Linked DNA regions of Homo sapiens: region 2 is linked to region 1. The links are chromatin loops, found by intact Hi-C in ENCODE. Cell type or tissue: Panc1. All regions are shown on one strand. Links, peaks and the distances in the headings refer to the core of each region. The heading gives the core; the rest is flanking DNA. Region 1 overlaps CFAP251 (cilia and flagella associated protein 251). Region 2 overlaps CFAP251 (cilia and flagella associated protein 251).

Evidence for each region. A loop is a pair of places that touch in the nucleus more often than their neighbours do. Peaks named below come from ENCODE experiments on the same cell type or tissue, not always from the same donor. Only the 100,000 strongest peaks of a DNase experiment are listed, where the experiment ranks them.
Region 2: it touches region 1 in a loop (2.2-fold over the local background); 6 of 110 quality-filtered maps call a loop at or near these places.

The regions. Positions count from the first base shown.
Region 1 is chr12:121,922,344-121,927,709 of GRCh38, reverse strand. CFAP251 (cilia and flagella associated protein 251) reads right to left here. Exons shown (of 22, transcript NM_144668.6): 3 at 3,720-4,088. Among named protein-coding and RNA genes, the nearest start is that of CFAP251, 6.4 kb to the right of the region's middle. RefSeq lists a silencer at 211-330 and enhancers at 2,693-2,987, 2,550-3,228. In Panc1, for the core only: no CTCF peak of the experiment used is centred there; a DNase peak (open chromatin) is centred at 2,879; H3K27ac peaks cover 1,029 bases.
Region 2 is chr12:121,989,252-121,994,617 of GRCh38, reverse strand. The region is part of intron 19 of CFAP251 (cilia and flagella associated protein 251); the gene reads right to left. Among named protein-coding and RNA genes, the nearest start is that of BCL7A, 30 kb to the left of the region's middle. RefSeq lists enhancers at 2,352-2,451, 3,534-3,583. In Panc1, for the core only: no CTCF peak of the experiment used is centred there; a DNase peak (open chromatin) is centred at 2,227; H3K4me3 peaks cover 204 bases; H3K27ac peaks cover 496 bases.

The DNA.
Region 1 (5,366 bases), core at 247-5,246:
ACAGGAGAGATGGAGGAGCACGTTCACTGTAGGACCTTGTGTGACAGCAAGAAATTAGAAGCAACCTAAATGGCCACAGAAAGGGGAACAGTTACATTTAAAAAGAGGAAGTGGGCTGGGCACGGTGGCTCATGCCTGAAATTCCAACACTTTGGGAGGCTGAGGTGGGTGGATCACCTGAGGTCAGGAGCTCGAGACCAGCCTGGCCTACATGGCGAAACCCTGTGTCTACAAAAATACAAAAGTTAGCTGGGTATGGTGGTGCGTGCCTATAATCCCAGCTACATGAGAGGCTGAGGCAGGAGAATCACTTGAACCCAGGGAGGCAGAGGTTGCAGAGAGCCAAGATAGCACCACTGCACTCCAGCCTGGGTGAGAGTGAGACTCCATCTCAAAAAAAGAAAAACAAAAAGAGGAAGTAGAGATACATGCACTGATACAAGAAACCTTCCAAGACATATTAAGTGGAAAAACATTTTGTAGAAATGCAGGATTATCTCACCGGTAAAAAAAAAAAAAAACCTAAACAACACAAAAACTAAATGTGAGCCATGTGCACAGGCATGGGCACACAGATAACATGTTGTACATGCACAGAACAAGGTCAGGAGAGGAGCAGTCACAGCCAACTGTGGCAGGAATTACATAGGGAAATGAGATTGGGTGGGGGTGTGTGTAGGAAGAAGAATCTTTGCCTTCAAACATGTATAAGTTGTCTGAATTTTTTACAAATAATCCTGAATAGTTTTTGTTTGTTTGTTTGTTTGAAACAGAGTCTCACTCTATTACCCAGGCTGAAGTGCAATGGCGCAATCTTGGCTCACTGCAACTTCTGCCTTCCTGGGTTCAAGCGATTCTCCTGGCTCAGTCTCCTAAGTAGCTGGGATTACAGGCATGCACCACCACGCCCGGCTGATTTTGTATTTTTAGTGGAGAGGGGTTTCACCATGTTGATCAGGCTGGTCTTGAACTCCTGACCTCAGGTGATCCACCCACCTTGGGCTCCCAAAGTGCTGGGATTACAGGTGTGAGCCACCGCGCCCGGCCAACACTGAATAGTTTTAACAAAAAGAAAAAATTGAGGCCGGGTACGGTAGCTCACACCTATAATCTCAACACTTTGGGAGGCCGAGGCGGGAGGATTGCTTGAGCTTAGGAGTTCAAGGCCAGCCTGAGAGACATAGTGAGACCCCATCTCTAAAAAAGATTTTTAAAATTAGCTGGGTGTGGTGATACACACCTGTAGTCCCAGATACTGGGGAGGCTGAGGTGGGAAGATCCATTGAACCCAGGAGACGGAGGTTGCAGTGAACCATGATCGCACCACTGCACTCCAGTCTGGGTGATAGAGTGAGAGCCTGTCTCAAAATAAACAAAAAGAAAAAAATAATAAAGGAGAAAGAGAGAAAGAAAAAGAAAGTGAAGGAAAAAGAAAGAAGAAAGAAGATACATGCAATAAGCTAAAGAAATGTCAGGAGGCTGAAGTGGGAGGATTGAGTTCTAGTCCAGCCTGGGCAACACAGCAGGGCTCTGTCTCTTAAAAAAGGCCGGGCATGGTGGCTCACGCCTGTAATCCCAGCACTCTGGGAGGCCTAGGCGGGCAGATTGCATGGTCAGGAGATCAAGACCATCCGGGCTAACACGGTGAAACTCCGTCTCTACTAAAAAAAAAAAAAAAAAAAAAAAAATTACAAAAAATTAGCTGGGCGTGGTGGTGCATGCCTGTAGTCCCAGCTACTCGGGAGGCTGAGGCAGGAGAATCACTTGAACCCAGGAGGTGGAGGTTGCAGTGATCCAAGATCACGCCACTGCACTCCAGCCTAGGTGACAGAGCAAGACTCCACCTCAAAAAATAAATAAATAAATAAAAGCTAAAGTAATTTGTAAAGGAAGACAGTCTAGAAAATTTTTGGTTCTGCCGTTTTGGTTCCGCAGTGAGACCAAGGCTAAGCGAGACCCAAAACTTGGGGGAGTGGCTCTTGCCAAGTCCAGATAGCTGTGCCCCTGACACAAAGAATACACCTTCTTAGAGACATTGCCTGATTTATGTTTGCTGGCTAAACAAGACAAGAGTCTTTGTGAGCCCTAAAGCTCAATTATTCTTTCTCTCGGAGTGAACAGTTGCAAGCTGTGGGAGAGAGGCTGTCACACGGGGCTCAAATGAAGCCCATATGCAGAAAGGAGGTTTCCAGTTGCCTGCATTTCCCTCCAGACGTCTTGCCACCGTCATCGTCATGACACACAGTTGCGGACACTTACTGAGTACTCACTATGTCTTAGGAACTACATTAAGTATTTGATATCCATTCAATCGCTTCCACATCTTCCAAAGGCATGAATCTACAGGAAGGATGAATCCTAGGAAACAATTTTCAGAAAGTAGCAGATGGAGGAAGAAGGAAAAAACTCCTCCTTTTCCTTCTCCTGGTAAATGATAATATTTTTACTCCTCGCAGATGGTGCCTCCCTGGAATATTTTCAGCAGTGGCAAAGGCAGATTCCTCTGGACTGCCTGGGGCTTTTCACTGCGGCTTTCACTCCTCCATTACCTTCCACTCTGGGACCCTCTTGGAATGGATGGTTTTGGGGTCATGTAAAGATAAAGGCAGAAGAGGTGAGGCAAGAAGGGGAAGGGGTGGAATTGGCAGCATGAAGGAGGAGTTTTACAATGTGAGAGAAAAAAGGAGAGGAGACAGGAGGGAAGAGAGAAAAGGGAAAGGAGAGGGGAGGGGAAGAAGAGGGAAGGGAAGAAGAGGGAGAGGAAGCGGGAAGGAAAGGGGGAGGAGGAAGCTGGGGAAAGGGGCGGAATGGAGTTTGGATCTCCCACGTGAAATAGCACCCTATGCAACAGACAAACTATGTCTGGAATTTCCTGCCTGCTGAGCAACACCATTGAACGCAGATGCCGCTCTCAAGTTCATGTTCAGTCACACGTGTTCCAGTCGGAGCTCTTAACCGAACTTTAAAAGACACAAGTCTAGGCCGGGCGTGGTGGCTCACGCCTGTAATCCCAGCACTTTGGGAGGCCGAGGTGGGCGGATCACGAGGTCCAGAGATCGAGATCACCCTGGCCAACATGGTGAAATCCCATCTCTACTAAAAATACAAAAAAAGCCAGGCATGGTGGCAGGCGCCTGTAATCCCAGCTACTTGGGAGGCTGAGGCAGGAGAATCGCTTGAACCCGGGAGGCGGAGGTTGCAGTGAGCCAAGATCGTGCCATTGCACTCCAGCCTGGGCAAAAAGAGTGAAACTGTGTCTCCAAAAAAAAAAAAAAAAAAAAAAGACACAAGTCTAGGCCGGGCGTGGTGGCTCACGCCTGTAATCCCAGCACTTTGGGAGACCGAAGCAGGTGGATGATCTGAGGTCAGGAGTTCAAGACCAACCTGGCCAACATGGCGTGGCGAGACGCCATCTCTACTAAAAATACAAAAATTAGCCAGGCGTGGTGGCTCATGCCTGTAATCCTAGCTACTCGGGAGACTGAGGCACAAGAATTGCTTGAACCTGGGAGGTGGAGGCTGCAGTGAGCCAAGATCGTGCCACTGCACTCCAGCCTGGGCGACAAAGCAAGACTGTCTTAAAAAAAAAAACACAAGTCTATTATTAGTTTAAAAAGTATCCTTCTGGTGGTATTCTTTTTCCCCCAACATGCATAAAATTCCCCTATTGCGCAACACTCTCAAAAGCACTGGGGGAGATTTAAAAGCATTACACTTACCAAGGGATACACCGGGGTGCTTTTATCCTTTTGAAACAGAATGTCCTCTGTGGTGCTGGACACCAGTGACTCCCGGGAGATCCCTGCTTTGGACTGGATGTCGGATACTCTCCTTTCTTGTCCCTCCTCTCTGTTTTCTGGCTCCAAGTCCCTTCTTTCTTGTCCCAGTTCATCTTGGGGCATCCGGTCGGTTTTCTCCTCAAGCTCTCCTGAGGGCTGCCTTTCAGGGGAACTAATCTGTTGTTCCTCAGGACTGATTTGATCCAAATCAAGAAATTCAATTTGTGTGCTCAGGTCTCTTAAAAGCTCATCTGTTTCTGCATCCTCCAATTGTAAGGAAAGCTTTGACTTGCTACCTCTTTGGGTTTTCTTTAAAAAGAAATAAAATATCATGATTCCATATGTGCTGCTACTCACCATTTATTCACCTTTTCTATTCCCAGTCAGCCAGTCTTAGTGTTAGCCTCACCTAGGAATTATGAAATGTTTTTTAAAAGAGGCTGGAACATTTTGTACTTAAAAAACAAAACAAGATGGGGTATAATGGCTCACCCCTGTAATCCCAACACTTTGGGAGGCCAAGAGGGGAGGATCACTTGAGCCCAGGAGTTCAAGACCAGCCTGGGCAACACAGTGCCACCTTATGTCTACCAAAAATGAACAAAATTAGCTGGGCGTGGTGGTACATGCCTGTAGCCCCAGCTACTCAGGAGGCTGAGGTGAGAGGATTGCTTGAGCCTGGGAGGTTGAGGCTGCTTGTGAAAGATCATGTCACTGTACTCCAGCCTAGGTGACAAAGTGAGACCCCAGAAAGGAAGGAGGGATGAGAGGAGAGAAGAAGGGACAGGAAGGGGAGGAGAGGGGAGGGGAGGGGGAAAAGGAAAAGATAAGAAAAGAGCCAGGCACGGTGGTTCACGCCTGTAATCCCAGCACTTTGGGAGGCCGAGGCGGGCAGATCACGAGGTCAGGAGATCGAGACCATCCTGGCTAACATGGTGAAACCCCATCTCTACTAAAAATACAAAAACAAAAAATTAGCTGGGCGTGGTGGCGGGCGCCTGTAGTCCCAGCTACTCGGGAGGCTGAGGCAGGAGAATAGCATGAACCCAGGAGGCGGAGCTTGCAGTGAGCCAAGATTGCACCACTGTACTCCAGCCTGGGCGACAGAGCGAGACTCCGTCTCAAAAAAGAAAAAAGAAAAGAAAAGAGAAAAGAAAAGAACAGGACAAACGTGGGTGTGTTCAAGTTTATTCTTGGCCTACCAGCAGACCCACAATGGCAAAATCATTCTTCTAAGTGGCACTCGTGGTCTCCAAAAGGCTGACTAGCTACAGACAGTGACCTATTCTTAGGCCACAGCTAAGTTCTCCTACTGGGAGCAGTCTGTGGGAAGCCTACACTCCTATTATCATACCGACTCCATTCTAAGGCGAGCACCTCAGCTGTGGCACACACCTCCTCCAGGAAGCTTTCCCTGGCCATCCTCCAAACTGAGTTAAGAGGCCCTGTTTCATCTCCTGTGCATCTTTCACTCACTGCACTCATAGGTCTGCCTCCCTACACACCTTAGAGCTCCTTAAAAGAATGGATTGTGGCCAGGTGCAGGGGCTCCTAGCACTTTGGGAGGCCAAAGCTGGTGGATCACCT
Region 2 (5,366 bases), core at 163-5,162, 67 kb before region 1:
TTTCTTAGTGCAGAACAAAATGAAAAGTCTCCCATGTCTACTTCTTTCTACACAGACACGGCAACCATCCGATTTCTCAATCTTTTCCCCACCTTTCCCGCCTTTCTATTCCACAAAGCCGCCATTGTCATCCTGGCCCGTTCTCAATGAGCTGTTGGGCACACGTCCCAGACGGGGTGGTGGCCGGGCAGAGGGGCTCCTCACTTCCCAGTAGGGGCGGCCGGGCAGAGGCGCCCCTCACCTCCCGGACGGGGCGGCTGGCCGGGCAGGGGGGCTGACCCCCCCCACCTCCCTCCCGGACGGGGCGGCTGGCCGAGCGGGGGGGCTGACCCCCCCACCTCCCTCCCGGACGGGGCGGCTGGCCGGGCAGAGGGGCTCCTCACTTCCCAGTAGGGGCGGCCGGGCAGAGGCGCCCCTCACCTCCCGGACGGGGCGGCTGGCCGGGCGGGGGGGCTGACCCCCCCCACCTCCCTCCCGGACGGGGCGGCTGGCCGGGCAGAGGGGCTCCTCACTTCCCAGTAGGGGCCGCCGGGCAGAGGCGCCCCTCACCTCCCGGATGGGGCGGCTGGCCAGGCGGGGGGGCTGACCCCCCCCCCACCTCCCTCCCGGACGGGGCGGCTGGCCGGGCGGGGGGCTGACCCCCCCACCTCCCTCCCGGACGGGGTGCTGGCCGGGCAGAGGGGCTCCTCACTTCCCAGTAGGGGCGGCCGGGCAGAGGCGCCCCTCACCTCCCGGACGGGGCGGCTGGCCGGGCGGGGGGGCTGACCCCCCCCACCTCCCTCCCGGACGGGGCGGCTGGCCGGGCGGGGGGCTGACCCCCCCACCTCCCTCCCGGACGGGGTGCTGGCCGGGCAGAGGGGCTCCTCACTTCTCAGACGGGGTGGTTGCCAGGCAGAGGGTCTCCTCACTTCTCAGACGGGGCGGCCGGGCAGAGACGCTCCTCACCTCCCAGACGGGGTCTCGGCCGGGCAGAGGCACTCCTCACATCCCAGATGGGGCGGCGGGGCAGAGGCGCTCCCCACATCTCAGACGATGGGCGGCCGGGCAGAGACGCTCCTCACTTCCTAGATGTGATGGCGGCTGGGAAGAGGCGCTCCTCACTTCCTAGATGGGATGGCGGCCGGGTGGAGACGCTCCTCACTTTCCAGACTGGGCAGCCAGGCAGAGGGGCTCCTCACATCCCCGACGATGGGCGGCCAGGCAGAGACACTCCTCACTTCCCAGACGGGGTGGCGGCCGGGCAGAGGCTGCAATCTCGGCACTTTGGGAGGCCAAGGCAGGCGGCTGGGAGGTGTAGGTTGTAGTGAGCCGAGATCACGCCACTGCACTCCAGCCTGGGCACCATTGAGCACTGAGTGAACGAGACTCCGTCTGCAATCCCGGCACCTCGGGAGGCCGAGGTTGGCGGATCACTCGCGGTTAGGGGCTGGAGACCGGCCCGGCCAACACAGCGAAACCCGGTCTCCACCAAAACCAGTCAGGCGTGGCGGCGCGTGCCTGCAATCGCAGGCACTCGGCAGGCTGAGGCAGGAGAATCAGGCAGGGAGGTTGCAGTGAGCCGAGATGGCAGCAGTACAGTCCAGCTTCGGCTCCGCATGAGAGGGAGACCGTGGGGAGAGGGAGAGGGAGAGGGAGACGGAGAGGGAGAGGGAGTGGGAGAGGGAGAGGGAGAGCTCTTGTGATTATATTTTTCTATGCACTTGCTAATTACAATACATGTAATCATAACATAAGATAAATTATAATTTGGCTGGGTGGGGTGGCTTACGCCTGTAATCCCAGCACTTTAGGAGGCTGGAGTGGGTAGATCGTTTTAGGAGCTTGAGACAGCCTGGGCTGTGAAATCCTGTCTCTACAAAAAAGACAACAAATTAGCTTGGCGTGGTGGCGCATGTGCCTGTAGTCCCAGCTACTTGGGAGGCTGAGATGGGAGGATCACCTGAGCCCGGGAGGTGGAGGCTGCACTGAGCCGTGATTGTGCCACTGCACTCCAGCCTGGGCAACAGGAGTGAGGAGTAAGACCCTGTCTGAAAAAGAAAAAAAAAAGAAATAATATATATAAATATATATAAATTACCAATGTAATATATGATTTAACTCAGTTCAGAACAGGAGACTAAGACGACAAAAGGAATTCATAAGGGCCTGAGTTACTCATACCCAGAGAGTTCCAAAGAGCTCAGCAAACATTCACAGCACAAACCACTCAGCATGTGATTCACCTCTTACTCTCTCTTCCCGTATGACTGATCAAGAATCACTACTCAACAAGCACGGAGTTGGCAGCTTCGGCATCACTGACATTTCCTTCCTGAGCCGACTTCGCAAGTGTTCGTTGAAAAGGCAGGTTCTGCTACTTGTCTGAACAAAGTTCATGCTTGGGAGAGGAACCTCGGAGCTGGAAATAGAACGCAGAGCTTGTTCTGAACGCCCCCGTGTGAAGATGGCTTGAGAGAAGCAGGAGTCCTAGCTGAGCGGCCCAGACGCACTGGTGGTTGTCAGTCAGCCTGGCCTTTGATTGGCATTCTCACGCCTGCTAAGGCGGGGCTTTATTCCATTCACCTGGAGAGCTTAAACAGTTCTGAGGCCCAGATCCTATTCCCTGAGAACCTGATTTTTTTTTTTAGATGATAGTCTCACTCTGTCGCCCAGGCAGGAGTCCAGTGGCGTGATCTCGGATCACAGCAACCTCCACCTCCTGAGTCCAACCAATTCTCCTGCCTCAGCCTCCCAAGTAGCTGGGACTACAGGCGCGCGCCACCACAGCTGGCTAATTTTTGTATTTTTAGTAGCAACAGGGTTCCTACTGTTGGCCAGGCTGGTCTCAAACTCTTGACTTCAAGTGATCTGCCTGCCTCGGCCTCCCAAATTGCTGGGATTACAGGAATGAGCCACCACAACCAGCTGAGATCCTGATTTAATTGGTCTGGGGACCAAATTTTTGGAAGCTTCTCATTCGAATGATTTGAATGCGTAGCCAAGCTTGAGAAACATGGCTGGAAGGCAAAGGCTCGCTGACATGTCAGGCTTCACAATGACCGGGAGGTCTTGTTCAAACAGACTGCTGGTCCCACCTGGGGGGTTTCTGAGTCTGGGATAGGGTCTGACCATTTGCATTTCTTGTAAGTCCCTAGGTCACGTGAAGTCAATCCTGTTGGTCTGGGGACCACACTTTGAATACTGCTGCTCTTAGACCACAGGGGTTCACGGAGGTGATACTGGTGCCAAAATGAATCAGCCCCAAGCTTGTGACTTTCAGTAGAGAGTAATAATGGGTGGCAGCTGCGGTGCACGCTCTAATTCTTTGGGCTCACATCTGTTTTCCCCATTAAGCTGTAGCCAGAGCTTTCATCTCTATTTCCCCGGCAGCTTAGTTCAGAGCCTGGCACATTATAGAGGCTCAGAGAAATGTTTACTGAATGGATAGATAGATGGATGAATGGATGAATGAATGAATGATGAAGTAAATAATGTGGACACAAGTGAGGCCACAAAAAGAATTCTCTTGAAACTCACAAGAAGCTTAGAATAATCATTTAGTGCCCTAGTTAATTTTACTCGATTTACTAGTAGTTACTGAGCATTTGGTTTAGTGCAAAGCCAATGAAATACAAGTCTCTCAATTATTACTAGAACAGTTCTGCATTCTGGTTTTCAATCTTAGTCACTGGGGTCAGCAAATATTTATTCAGTGTCTATTAAGGTCTGGGCCATGTGAAGAGATGCTCAAGAGACGATATACACAAGGAAAGCGAACTAACAGGCTCCATCGCCAAGGTCCTCAGCCCTGGCTGCCTGGGGCTTTAAAAACTGTCCATGCTTAGACTCCACCCCTAGGTTCTGTTGCACAAGGCTGGGGCCCAGGTGTAAAAATCAGGTGTAAAAATACTGATGTATTTTTTTAAGTGCCCTCAACTGATTTTAAAAGGTTGGCTACCGTGGCTCTAGAAGATTCAGTGCCAAGATGCAGGAGAACATCATCAAAGGTTGGAGGAGCTCTCAGCCAGGTGGGCTTCGGGAAGGCTTCCTGGAAGAGGTGGGCCTACTGCAGAGCCATGAAGGGTTTGGCCAGTAGGAGGTCAGAGGAAGACACTGTATGCTGGGAAACAAGCATGAGGAGGAGGGTGCAGAGGAGGTGCCCACCCCGAGCCCATGCACCCAATTCTAGACCACACTCTGGGTACCTGAACCCGAGGCTTCTCTCCCCTACATAACCTAAGCCCACTTCCGGGGCCCATGGGGATCTCACCCTCCTGAGGCCAACCTGTGCCCCTGGTGTTGCCCACCCATAGGCCTGAAGGGTGCCCCGGGGCTGCTGTTTGGAGAGTATAGAGAAGGGTCCACCTCCTGAATGCCATGCACACAGTGGCCAGGGATGGGGTCAGAGCTGGGAGGACACATGGGGCAGGCCCAGCTTGGCTTGGCCCTGCATGCTGCCCATTCGGGTGTGAACTTTGAATCAGCTCATGTTGAAGGTTGAACTGTCAAGGGGGAATATTTATTTATCAGCTTGTTGCTTGATTGGTAACTTTTAAACATTTAGACATACAGCATCTGGGCCTCTGTTGCCCCGACTGCTCCAGGCCCCAAGACATGAGGGTGGCCTCTTGGTGGTGGGCTGGAGTCCCCTCACCCGAGAGCATCTTATTTCTGCCTCTGTCATTGATGACGCAGGCCTTTGGGTCTGTGATCCCTGCTGTCAGCCTCAGGAAGCCATTGATGTCCTTAGAATTATGTTCTATAATTAAGTTTTACAACCTCCCTATTAAATGGAGAGGAACACGATATATTTGAACTGGGGCCATTCCTTGTTTTTATAAGCAGGCTCCTGGTGGGGGCAGGTTTGCTTTTCTAATGGTTTCATGGACCAGTAGGACTGGGAGCACTCACCCTCTTCCCCACGCCCTCTTCCCAACGCACAATACCCTCTAGAACATTCTCAACTAATGGGGCACAGTGTCTTGTTCCCACTCATCATCTTCACTCATACCCTCCCCTGGTCACCCCCTGCATCTCCTCGCTGACCCGGGGCAGGGAGTAGTGGGCTGAGGAGGGGGCGTAAGGGCTGGGCAGCGTCACTGCATGGCCACATCTGGAGACCCCTGTGAGCGCCCCCTCTGCGATTCATGCAACACTGTGACCCCAACTGCTCCATACCTCCCTCCAGGAACTAGATCTGGATGGCGACTGCCTCTTTTTCCAGGAGTGGGGCATGCATGCACAGTTCTGCCCTCTGGACGCAGTCTCAGGTGACAGCAGCCAAGGCCTGGCCTGGTGCTCTTGCCCACTGTCTTCTACTCCATGTGAACAACACCCATTCACAGGGCCCTTTAGAGTGACTGTCACCCTGCCCTGCATCAGAGCCC